Linked DNA regions of Homo sapiens: region 1 is linked to region 2. A link is an interaction called in ENCODE POLR2A ChIA-PET data of the cell type or tissue named here. Cell type or tissue: PC-9. All regions are shown on one strand.

What was found. ChIA-PET counts read pairs that join two places held together with the same protein. Peaks named below come from ENCODE experiments on the same cell type or tissue, not always from the same donor. Only the 100,000 strongest peaks of a DNase experiment are listed, where the experiment ranks them.
Region 1: POLR2A ChIA-PET joins it to region 2 with 10 read pairs; 5 of 35 experiments call an interaction of 5 or more read pairs at or near these places.

What each region holds. Positions count from the first base shown.
Region 1 is chr22:40,560,951-40,565,950 of GRCh38, reverse strand. The region is part of intron 2 of MRTFA (myocardin related transcription factor A); the gene reads left to right. It overlaps LOC105373037 (a long non-coding RNA gene), which reads right to left. Exons shown (of 5, transcript XR_001755550.2): 2 at 4,961-5,000; 3 at 4,801-4,836; 4 at 4,557-4,645; 5 at 1,485-1,643. Among named protein-coding and RNA genes, the nearest start is that of MRTFA-AS1, 42 kb to the right of the region's middle. In PC-9, no CTCF peak of the experiment used is centred here; no DNase peak of the experiment used is centred here.
Region 2 is chr22:40,500,979-40,505,978 of GRCh38, reverse strand. The region is part of intron 3 of MRTFA (myocardin related transcription factor A); the gene reads left to right. Among named protein-coding and RNA genes, the nearest start is that of MRTFA-AS1, 18 kb to the left of the region's middle. In PC-9, no CTCF peak of the experiment used is centred here; no DNase peak of the experiment used is centred here; H3K27ac peaks cover 2,030 bases.

The DNA.
Region 1 (5,000 bases), 60 kb before region 2:
GTTTCCTCAACTGTAAAAAATTATGGATAATTTAGGTAAATATACGTCTTAGTGTTGTGAAGATTGAATGCATACACATACAGTGCCTCATTTATAATAAGGGTTGGCTATACAAGTCTCTTTCGGATATCACTTCCTCAATGAGACCTCTTTTGGTCATTTAATCTAAATTAGCCACCTGGCCCCCAGGCACATAATGCTTATAGTTATCCAAAAACTTTTTATTGTATATTTATTTTCATTTTTATGTCTCTCCCACTATAATGTAGGCCCAAGAAAGCGAAGATATTTTCTGTCTGTTGTACTCCCAGTGCCTAAAACAGTGCCTCATCACTATGCATTTGTTGAGTGAATTAATGAAAGTCAGGTCTACCCCAGAAGGTCTTTTGTTTTTTTTTGAAGTGGGGATCGAGTCTCGCTCTGTTGCCCAGGCTGGAATGCAGTGGTGCGATCTTGGCTCACTGCAGTCTCTACCTCCTGGGCCCAAGTGATCTTCTCACCTCAGCCCCCGGAGTAACTGAGAGTACAGGTGTGCACAACCGTGCCCAGCTAATTTTTGTATTTTTAGTAGAGACGGAGTTTCACTGTATTGGCCAGGCTGGTCTTGAACTCCTGATCTCAAGTGGTCCTCCCGCCTTGGCCTCCCAAAGTCCTGGGATTGCAGGCATGCACCACTGCACCCAGCCTACCCCAGGAGGTCTTCATGAGTTCCATAAGACTGAAAGGCAATTTATGTTGTTTAGTTAAGGGAAGATGTTCACATGTATACCTAACACACATGGTAGGGGCTTGTTGGGAATGGTATAGAGAAGTAGTCAATAAAAAGGGGTTGAGCCATGGTATAAAATACATATTTTACTTTTTTTCTGTTTTCTTTTTTAAAATTTCTGTTTCTTCTAGCTGGTGAGTTCACGTCCCTATACATAAGCTCATGAGCTTACTTGTGTCTTTAAATCTGAGGACAGCTGATTGCCCCTCAGCATTATAAAGTTAGAACTTTGGCCAGGCAGGGTGGCTCATGCCTGTAATCCTAGCACTTTGGGAAGCCGAGGTGGGCGGATTGCCTGAGCTCGGGAGTTTGAGACCAGCCTGGCAACATGGTGAAATCCCGTGTCTACTAAAATACAAAAAATGAGCCGGGAATGGCGGCGTGTGCCTGTAGTCTCACCTATTCGGGAGGCTGAGGCAGGAGAAAGCTTGAACCCGGGAGACGGAGGTTGCAGTGAGCCAAGATCACGCCACTGCACTCCAGCCTGGGCGACGGTGCAAGGCTCCGTCTCCAAAATAATAATAATAAAAATAATAATAAAATAAAGTTACAGCATTATTGAGCTTCTTCTAAAATAGTGTAAGCAGAAAGTGCTGATATGCAATTAGATACTCAGCGGTATTTGACAATTTTAGGAATCAGAAGGATGGTGAGGGATGGTCCAAGATCCAGAGTAGGTGATCTGAGACTAGGAATTTATGAATTATCAACTGAGTCAGGTTTGAAAGCAATATTATTATTTCCTTATATCTGTAACTCAGCCTCTTTCCTCTTTCTCAAACTCTTCCTACTTTTCTTCTGTTATTCTCTTCCTATTCTTGTAATCTTTGTTGTTTCTCATTGTCTTCATTCCCATGTTTTCCTTCTCGTGTACCTAATGGAAACCCAAATGACATTTCCATTATTTTTCTTTGGTCCCTCGACCCAACATGCAAAATCAAATTTATTATCTCCACAGATAAAATTCCTCCTCTTTTCCCTATTTCTATTAGCAGAATACTGTTGTAATGACTGCCCTGGCTTAAAACCTTTAGTAATTTTTGACATCTGTCTCTCCTCCATCCCCAACAATCAAACAGAAACACATTCTATCTTATATAAATCCTGTCTTCATTCATTATTAACGCGACAAAGATTTGAGTTCCTGTTCTGTGCCAGGTACATTGTATGGTCGTTCCCTTCTTTGCATTTAACTACCCCAATTCAGGATATCAACACATTATACTTTGCCTAATGAAGTAGCTTTGTAACCTCCCCCCACAACCGCATATTTCTTTTTTCCAATCCAGTCTAACTCCACTGCCATATTAATTTGCTTGTACTTGAACCATGTGATTGGCTAAACTGTATTGCCCTTTTAGAACATAGTTCACATTTTCTCACATCTATGACTTTGTTCATTTAAGTTATGTCTCCAGCTTCCTGAGGGCAAGAACTTTGTTTTATTTACTGTAATCCTCAATACCCAGACAGCACCTGGCATGTAGTGGGTAGTCAATATTTGTTGACCAGATTGGTCTTGAACTCCTGGGCTCAAGGGATCCTCCCCGCTTGGCTTCCCAAAGTGCTGGGATTATGGGTGTGAGCTACTACACCTGGCCCTCTCTAGAAGCTTTTTCTGATCTTCTGTGTATTTATACCTGGGACAGAACCCTCTTTCCTTTTTTTTTTTTTTTTTCTGTATCTGTGCTGACTTTGTATATATGATGTGTTTGCTGTAAGGTTAATATACGTAGTAAATTAACAAATATTTATTAAGTTCTTTTTAAATTTCAAGTATTGTATCTGGGTACTTGAGACAAAAAAACCAGTAGAATGGAGTTCCTTTCAGTGAATTTACCATCTACTGGGAGATCAATCCATGATAATAGTAAAAGTAAGCAGTGATAAAAGCAATCTTGGGATGTTGTGGAAGCCTAGCCCATTCGAAGGGGATGGATAATAAAGAGAAGGAAGTAGGATGGGGAAGAAGAGGCAATTCTAGGCAGTCACAGTAAAGAGCCGCATAACTGGTACCAGTGATTAGAGTGTGAATAAAGGGGAATGGTGAGAAATGAAGCCAGTAGTGAAGGGGCCGGTACTGTTGTAATTGAAGAGGCAGTGTTATATTGTTACTGTTATCCTTTTTGTTGGGGGAAGAGGAAATATTTGGATGACTGATTCCCTGTAGAACCATCAAGAGGAGGTGAAGTGAGCAAAGGCCAAGTAATTTATGGACTGGTCATAAATTATTTTTTGCCATTGGCTATTTGTCACCATTGGCTGTTACCAAAGGGTATTTATCACCTTGGCTACCCAATTCGTTGAGAACTCTATAGATACCTAGAAGTCTACCCTGCATCTTACTACTTTGAGATGACCACTTAAGATTCTTAAGTTTTTTCTGTTATTCACCCCCATGTTTCCCTCCCTCCCTCCATTCCCCCCTCCGTCCGTTCCCCCTTCCCCCCTTCCCCCTTCCCCCTTCCCCTCCTTCCCTCTTCCCCTCTTTCCCCCTTCCCTCTTCCCCCTTTCCCTCCTTTCTGCCTTCCCTCCTCCCCCCCTTTCCCCCTTCCTCTCCCTCCCCCCTTACCCCTTCCCCTCCTTCCCTTTCCCTTCCCTTTCCCCTTCCCTTCCCCTTCCCTTCCGTTTTTCTTTCCCCTTCTTTTCTTTTCTTTCTTTCTTTTCTGCTGTTGAGAAGTCTGATGCCATTTATTACATATCACAATTTTGTGGGTGAGGATTTTGGACAGGGCTTAGCTTAGGGATTATTCTGCCTGCTCCATATGGTATTAACCTGGATCCATACAGTGTTAAGTGTCATCTCTTAGTGTTATTCAGCAGGTGACTAGGCTTGTCTGGGGTGTCCAGGATGGCTTTGTTCATATGCCTGGCACCTTGGTGTGGGGATGTCTGGAAAGCTGGACTCAGCTGGATTCCTCTGCCCTTCTGTGTAGTCATGAGACCTCTTTTTTTTTTTTTTTTTGAGATGGAGTCTCGCTCTATCGCCCAGGCTGGAGTGCAGTGGCACGATCTCGGCTCACTGGAAGCTCCGCCTCCCGGGTTCACGCCGTTCTCCGGCCTCAGCCTCCTGAGTAGCTGGGACTACAGGTGCCCACCACCACGTCCGGCTAATTTTTTTGTATTTTTTGTAGAGTTGAGGTTTTACCTTGTTAGCTAGGATGGTCTCGAGCTCCTGACCTCGTGATCCACCTGATGAGACCTCTTTTTAGGATCTGTCCATCAGGGTAGTTGGACTTCTTACATGGGGGCACAGGGCTCCAAGAGACCAAAGTAGAAGCTGCCAGTCCTCTTAAAGTCTAGACCCTGAACTGGCATACCATCACTTTCACTGTTCTCGATTGGTCAAGGCAGAGGCCAGCTCAGATTCAAGGTCAAAGGAAATAAACCCCACCATTAATGGGAAGGAAGTGTCAGGTAATTTGCAACCATCTTTAATCTGCCACATTACTCTTCCATGTGCTTTCCATTGTTTTGTTATATTTTTCTGTTGCTTGTACTCCTCGTTTTTAGATGATTTCCAAGATGAAGAAGGAATAGGAAGCCCTATTATTTGCCATCTCTAAAGCCTGGTAGTTTTTAAGGTGTCTGAAGATAATGGGTGTGGTAGAGACAGAGGCAAGGGCAGTTAATTAGCCAAGACTTGATGTTTTCCTCATCTTCTATACAGTAACTTTTTTTTTTTTTTTTTTAGACATAGTTTCACTCCATCATCCAGGCTGTAGTACAGTGGCACAGTCTTGACTCACTGCAACCTCTATCTCCCAGATTCAAGCAGTCCTCCTACCTCAGCCTCCCGAGTAGCTGGGACTACAGGCATGCATCACCATGCCTGGCTGTTTTCCTCATCTTCTACAGTAGGACGTAGGGCAGTACCTAGTACATATATAGTAAGCTATCAGGAAACACTTGTTCAGTTGATTTGAATTCCTTCATACCAGATTTTACACACACACACACACACACACAGACACACACACACACAGAGATACCCATACCCACCCACATCCACCCCCACCACCCCTACATACCTGCTGAGACAGTAAGAGTTTTCAAGATTAGGTTTACTGCATTGAAAATAAATCAATGAGAATTAAAGTAAAAATATGTCCAGCTAAAAGAAAGTTCATTAATTGATTGAAAACAGTTTTTTTACCAATTGTTTAAAAAAAATTTTCAGAAGAACCATACCATTTGGTCGCATAGAACCACCTTTTTGTCATGGGTCATG
Region 2 (5,000 bases):
TACAGGTGTGAGCCACCGCGCCTGGCCAATGCACTTTAATAATATAATCTATGTTATATCTACTTTTTCTTTATAATTGTCTTAGTTCATTTTGTGCTGCTGCAACAGAATACCTGACACTGGGTAATTTATTAAGAACAGAAATTTATCTCTCATAGTTCTAGAGGCTGAGAAGTCCTAAGATCAAGGAACCAGCAGGTTTGGTTGTCTTGTGAGGGCTGCATCCTCTGCAGGGGAAGAAGAACGCTGTGTCCTCATATGGCATAAGGCAGAAGGGCAAGCCACCCGAAAGCTGTGTGAAGCCTCTTTAATAAGGGCTTTAATCCCATTCATGAGGGAGGTTCCCTCATAGCCTAATCATCTTTTAAAGGCCTCACCTCCTAATACTATCACGTTGACAACTCCTGAATTTTGGAGGGGACATATTCAAACCATGGCATTACTTATTGAACAGTAAGATTAGCTACCATGTATTGACTACTTCTCTTGTATCGGGCACTTTAAGTAGTTATGTCATTTAACTCCAATAGCAATTCTTTAAGATAAGTAAAATTTTACTTTGCAAGAAACTGGAACCTAGCTGATAAATGCTGAAGTTAGAGTTTAAACCCTTGACCTCAAAACACCTGACTATTAAGCCATGTAGTCTCTTGATTAGATACAGTATGAGAGAGGATGGATAAGACTCATAGATAATTTTTTAACTTCATTTTGACATAAATGTCGATCCCTACAGTCTAGATGTTATCGTTAGCAGGGGCTAATTTTGAGTTTGAGGTCTTTCCATTTCCCTTTGCCTGAAAGTTGGCAATGATGATAAATTACTAAGAATTCAGTAATTTGTGAGCATCTGTTGAAAGACAGTGGACTAGATGCTGTGAGTATCTGATAATGTTTATTGAGTATCCATTGCATAGAGCTCTGTTTTATTTTGTGGCCAAAAAAAGTAAACAACATGGCTAATCCTTTTCCTCAAAGAGCTTAGCATTCGGTTGGGGATAGATATAGTCATTATGCTACAAAATAAGAGGAAACTTTATCCTGAAGGTACAGCAAGTAGAGGATCAGCTTTTTGAGAAGGTTTCTTAGAATAGGTAAGTTTTAAGCCATGTTTGTAAGATGATGGACATGAAGGGGTGGCGGGACTGAGTTTCCTCAAAGATACTATATCCAGAGAATTCATTCCAATTTGGAATGTTTCATAATTTAAAAAAGAGTGGCATGGCCTTTGTCACACATCTTGAGGTTCATTCTAAGTTGAGGATTCTGATCAAATCCTCTTCAGGTTTCTCACTTACATAAGTAACTGCTTTCCTCTTTCTTTCCTTGTCATTTAGATTGCTTACATTTGTGTGGGTGAAGTTTTAAGATCTAGTTTCAGAAAATAATTTTCAGTTCCTTGTTTTCATAAAAATATTAGAATTAGAAGTAATGTTAAATTGTTTTTCACCACTCATCTGGTTTTATTAATCAGAAAAGGTACTGTTTCCTAACAGAAAGGCTGATGTGATGTACTGACTTGTTTGGAACCAGCCATGGCCTAATTTCTGATTAGATATAGCATTTATCTTGAGATTATCTGATAATTTAAGTCTTTGTATTTTTTTAGAGACCAGGTCTTCCTCAGGCTGGAGTATAGTGATGTGATCATAGCTTAGTACAGCCTTGAACTGTTGGGTTCTGGTGATCCTTCTGCCTTAAATTTCCAAGTACCTGGGATTACAGATGTGAGCTACTATGCCCAGCTACAAGAACTTGAGTCTTAAGAAATTTGAGAAGTCTAGGTTAATTTTTTTTCAGCCACAAAGCAATTAGGTAGTCAGTTATGAATTTTTATATCTAATTTTCAATTATAAAATATTTGTTTTCTTAAAATAATGAACTTATGCAGAGAAGGCTCATCATCCTCAGTTCAGTTTTGAACTTTATTTACCATTTACATTTAAAGCTGTGAAATTAATTTTATATAAATTTAACTGAATCTTTTGAATTAATCTATGAAGTTTCAGGCAGTTTATTATTTTTTAAGTATCCTGGGAATTTTTTTTTTTTTAAACTTGAGACAGTCTTGCTCTGTTGCCCAGGCTGAAGTGCAGTGGCACGATCTCAGCTCACTGCAACCTCTGCCTCCTGGGTTCAAGGGATTCTCCTGCCTCAGCCTCCTGAGTAGCTGGGATTACAGGCATGCGCCACCATGCCTGGCTAAGTATTTTTAGTAGAGATAGGGTTTTGCCTTGTTGGCCAGGCTGGTTTCCAACTCCTGACCTCAAGTGATCCACCTGCCTTGGCCTCCCAAAGTGTTGGGATTACAGGCGTGAGCCACTGCGCCCAGCCAGTATCCTGGGAAACACTGATGCCTTCTTTGCAGTACAGCCTTGATAAAGACTATTTGTTGTTGATCAATAATATCGGAGTCTCAAGCTAAGTATATGTGATAAAGGACACTCCACTCTAAAAATAACATTATAGGCTGGGCACGGTGGCTCACACTTGTAATCCCGGTACTTTGAGAAGCCGAGGCGGGCAGATCACTTGAGGCCAGGGGTTCGAGACCATCCCAGCCAACTTGGCAAAACCTTTGTCTCTACTAAAAGTACAAAAGTTAGCTGCGCATAGTGGCACACGCCTGTAATCATGCCTGGCCCCCAGACTACATTTCTGATTTTGTTGACAGTTCATAATGTGGAGAAATTAATTGTCTGGTGACATCTGAACCACTTAAAAAGAGTAAATGGTGATACATTATGGGATGATCACACAGTTGTGGTGAAGCACAAATGAACAGATTTCTAGCCTTGTTAGTTCAGTTCTGCATCTAAAGTGAAGAACCTGCCTTTGTGGTTTCTTTAGACTCTTCTTGATGATACACAGTACAGCTTGGAGGCCTTTAAGCAGAATAGAGCAGAGCAGGGAGGCACAGGTTGTTCAGAAGCTTTACTAGCTGCTGGTTTCCCTGTGCGTAGATGAGGGTGTGTGGGTGTATTGGGGAAGGGGGATGGGAAAAGTGGAGAAGGGGAGCAAGTAGGTATCCTCTGTGACACTAGGAAGGAAAAAAGATCCTAGCGTTTCCTGGAAGCGTGACAGTTAATCTACAGAGGACTATCTTCATAAAGGAGATTGTAAACCACCAATAAAAGAAAGCAATATGGGGGGAGGATGGAGTTCAGCGGGCAGCGGAGCTGTCTCAGTCTTTGCCGCCGCGCCGGCGAGCGCCGCCCGGGAGGCAGCGGCTGGAGAAGCAGACGGGCCCCGCGGGGCCCGAGGGCAAGGAGCAGCCGCCTGCCTTGGCCTCCCAAAGTGCCGAGATTGCAGCCTCTGCCCGGCCGCCACCCCGTCTGGGAAGTGAGGAGTGTCTCTGCCTGGCCGCCCATCGTCTGGGATGTGAGGAGCCCCTCTGCCTGGCTGCCCAGTCTGGAAAGTGAGGAGCGTCTCCGCCCGGCCGCCATCCCATCTAGGAAGTGAGGAGCGCAGCCGCCATCACATCTAGGAAGTGAGGAGCGTCTCTGCCCGGCCGCCCATCGTCTGAGATGTGGGGAGCGCCTCTGCCCCGCCGCCCCATCTGGGATGTGAGGAGCGCCTCTGCCCGGCCGAGACCCCGTCTGGGAGGTGAGGAGCGTCTCTGCCCGGCCGCCCCGTCTGAGAAGTGAGGAGACCCTCTGCCTGGCAACCACCCCGTCTGAGAAGTGAGGAGCCCCTCCGCCCGGCAGCCGCCCCGTCTGAGAAGTGAGGAGCCTCTCCACCCGGCAGCCACCCCATCTGGGAAGTGAGGAGCGTCTCCGCCCGGCAGCCACCCCGTCCGGGAGGGAGGTGGGGGGGGTCAGCCCCCCGCCCGGCCAGCCGCCCCGTCCGGGAGGTGAGGGGCGCCTCTGCCCGGCCGCCCCTACTGGGAAGTGAGGAGCCCCTCAGCCCGGCCAGCCACCCCGTCCGGGAGGGAGGTGGGGGGGTCAGCCCCCCGCCTGGCCAGCTGCCCCGTCCGGGAGGGAGGTGGGGGGGTCAGCCCCCCGCCCGGCCAGCCGCCCCGTCTGGGAGGTGAGGGGCGCCTCTGCCCAGCCGCCCCTACTGGGAAGTGAGGAGCCCCTATGCCCGGCCAGCCGCCCCGTCCGGGAGGGAGGTTGGGGGGTCAGCCCCCCGCCCGGCCAGCCGCCCTGTCCGGGAGGGAGGTGGGGGGGTCAGCCCTCCACCCGGCCAGCCGCCCCGTCTGGGAGGTGAGGGGCGCCTCTGCCCAGCCGCCCCTACTGGGAAGTGAGGAGCCCCTCTGCCCGGCCAGCCGCCCTGTCCGGGAGGGAGGTGGGGGGGTCAGCCCTCCACCCGGCCAGCCGCCCCGTCTGGGAGGTGAGGGGCGCCTCTGCCCGGCCGCCCCTAATGGGAAGTGAGGAGCCCTTCTGCCCGGCCAGCCGCCCCGTCCGGGAGGGAGGTGGGGGGGTCAGCCCCCCGCCCGGCCAGCCGCCCTGTCCGGGAGGGAGGTGGGGGGGTCAGCCCTCCGCCGGGCCAGCCGCCCCGTCTGGGAGGTGAGGGGCGCCTCTGCCCGGCCGCCCCTACTGGGAAGTGAGGAGCCCCTCTGCCCGGCCAGCCGCCCCGTCCGGGAGGGAGGTGGGGGGGTCAGCCCCCCGCCCGGCCAGCCGCCCTGTCCGGGAGGGAGGTGGGGGGGTCAGCCCTCCGCTGGGCCAGCCGCCCCGTCTGGGAGGTGAGGGGCGCCTCTGCCCGGCCGCCCCTACTGGGAAGTGAGGAGCCCCTCTGCCCGGCCAGCCGCCCCGTCCGGGAGGGAGGTGGGGGGGTCAGCCCCCCGCCCGGCCAGCCGCCCCGTCCGGGAGGGAGGTGGGGGGGGTCAGCCCCCTGCCCGGCCGGCCTCCCCGTCCGGGAGGTGAGGGGCGCCTCTGCCCGGCCGCCCCTACTGGGAAGTGAGGAGCCCCTCTGCCCGGCCAGCCGCCCCGTCCGGGAGGGAGGTTGGGGGGTCAGCCCCCCGCCCGGCCAGCCGCCCCGTCCGGGAGGTGAGGGGCGCC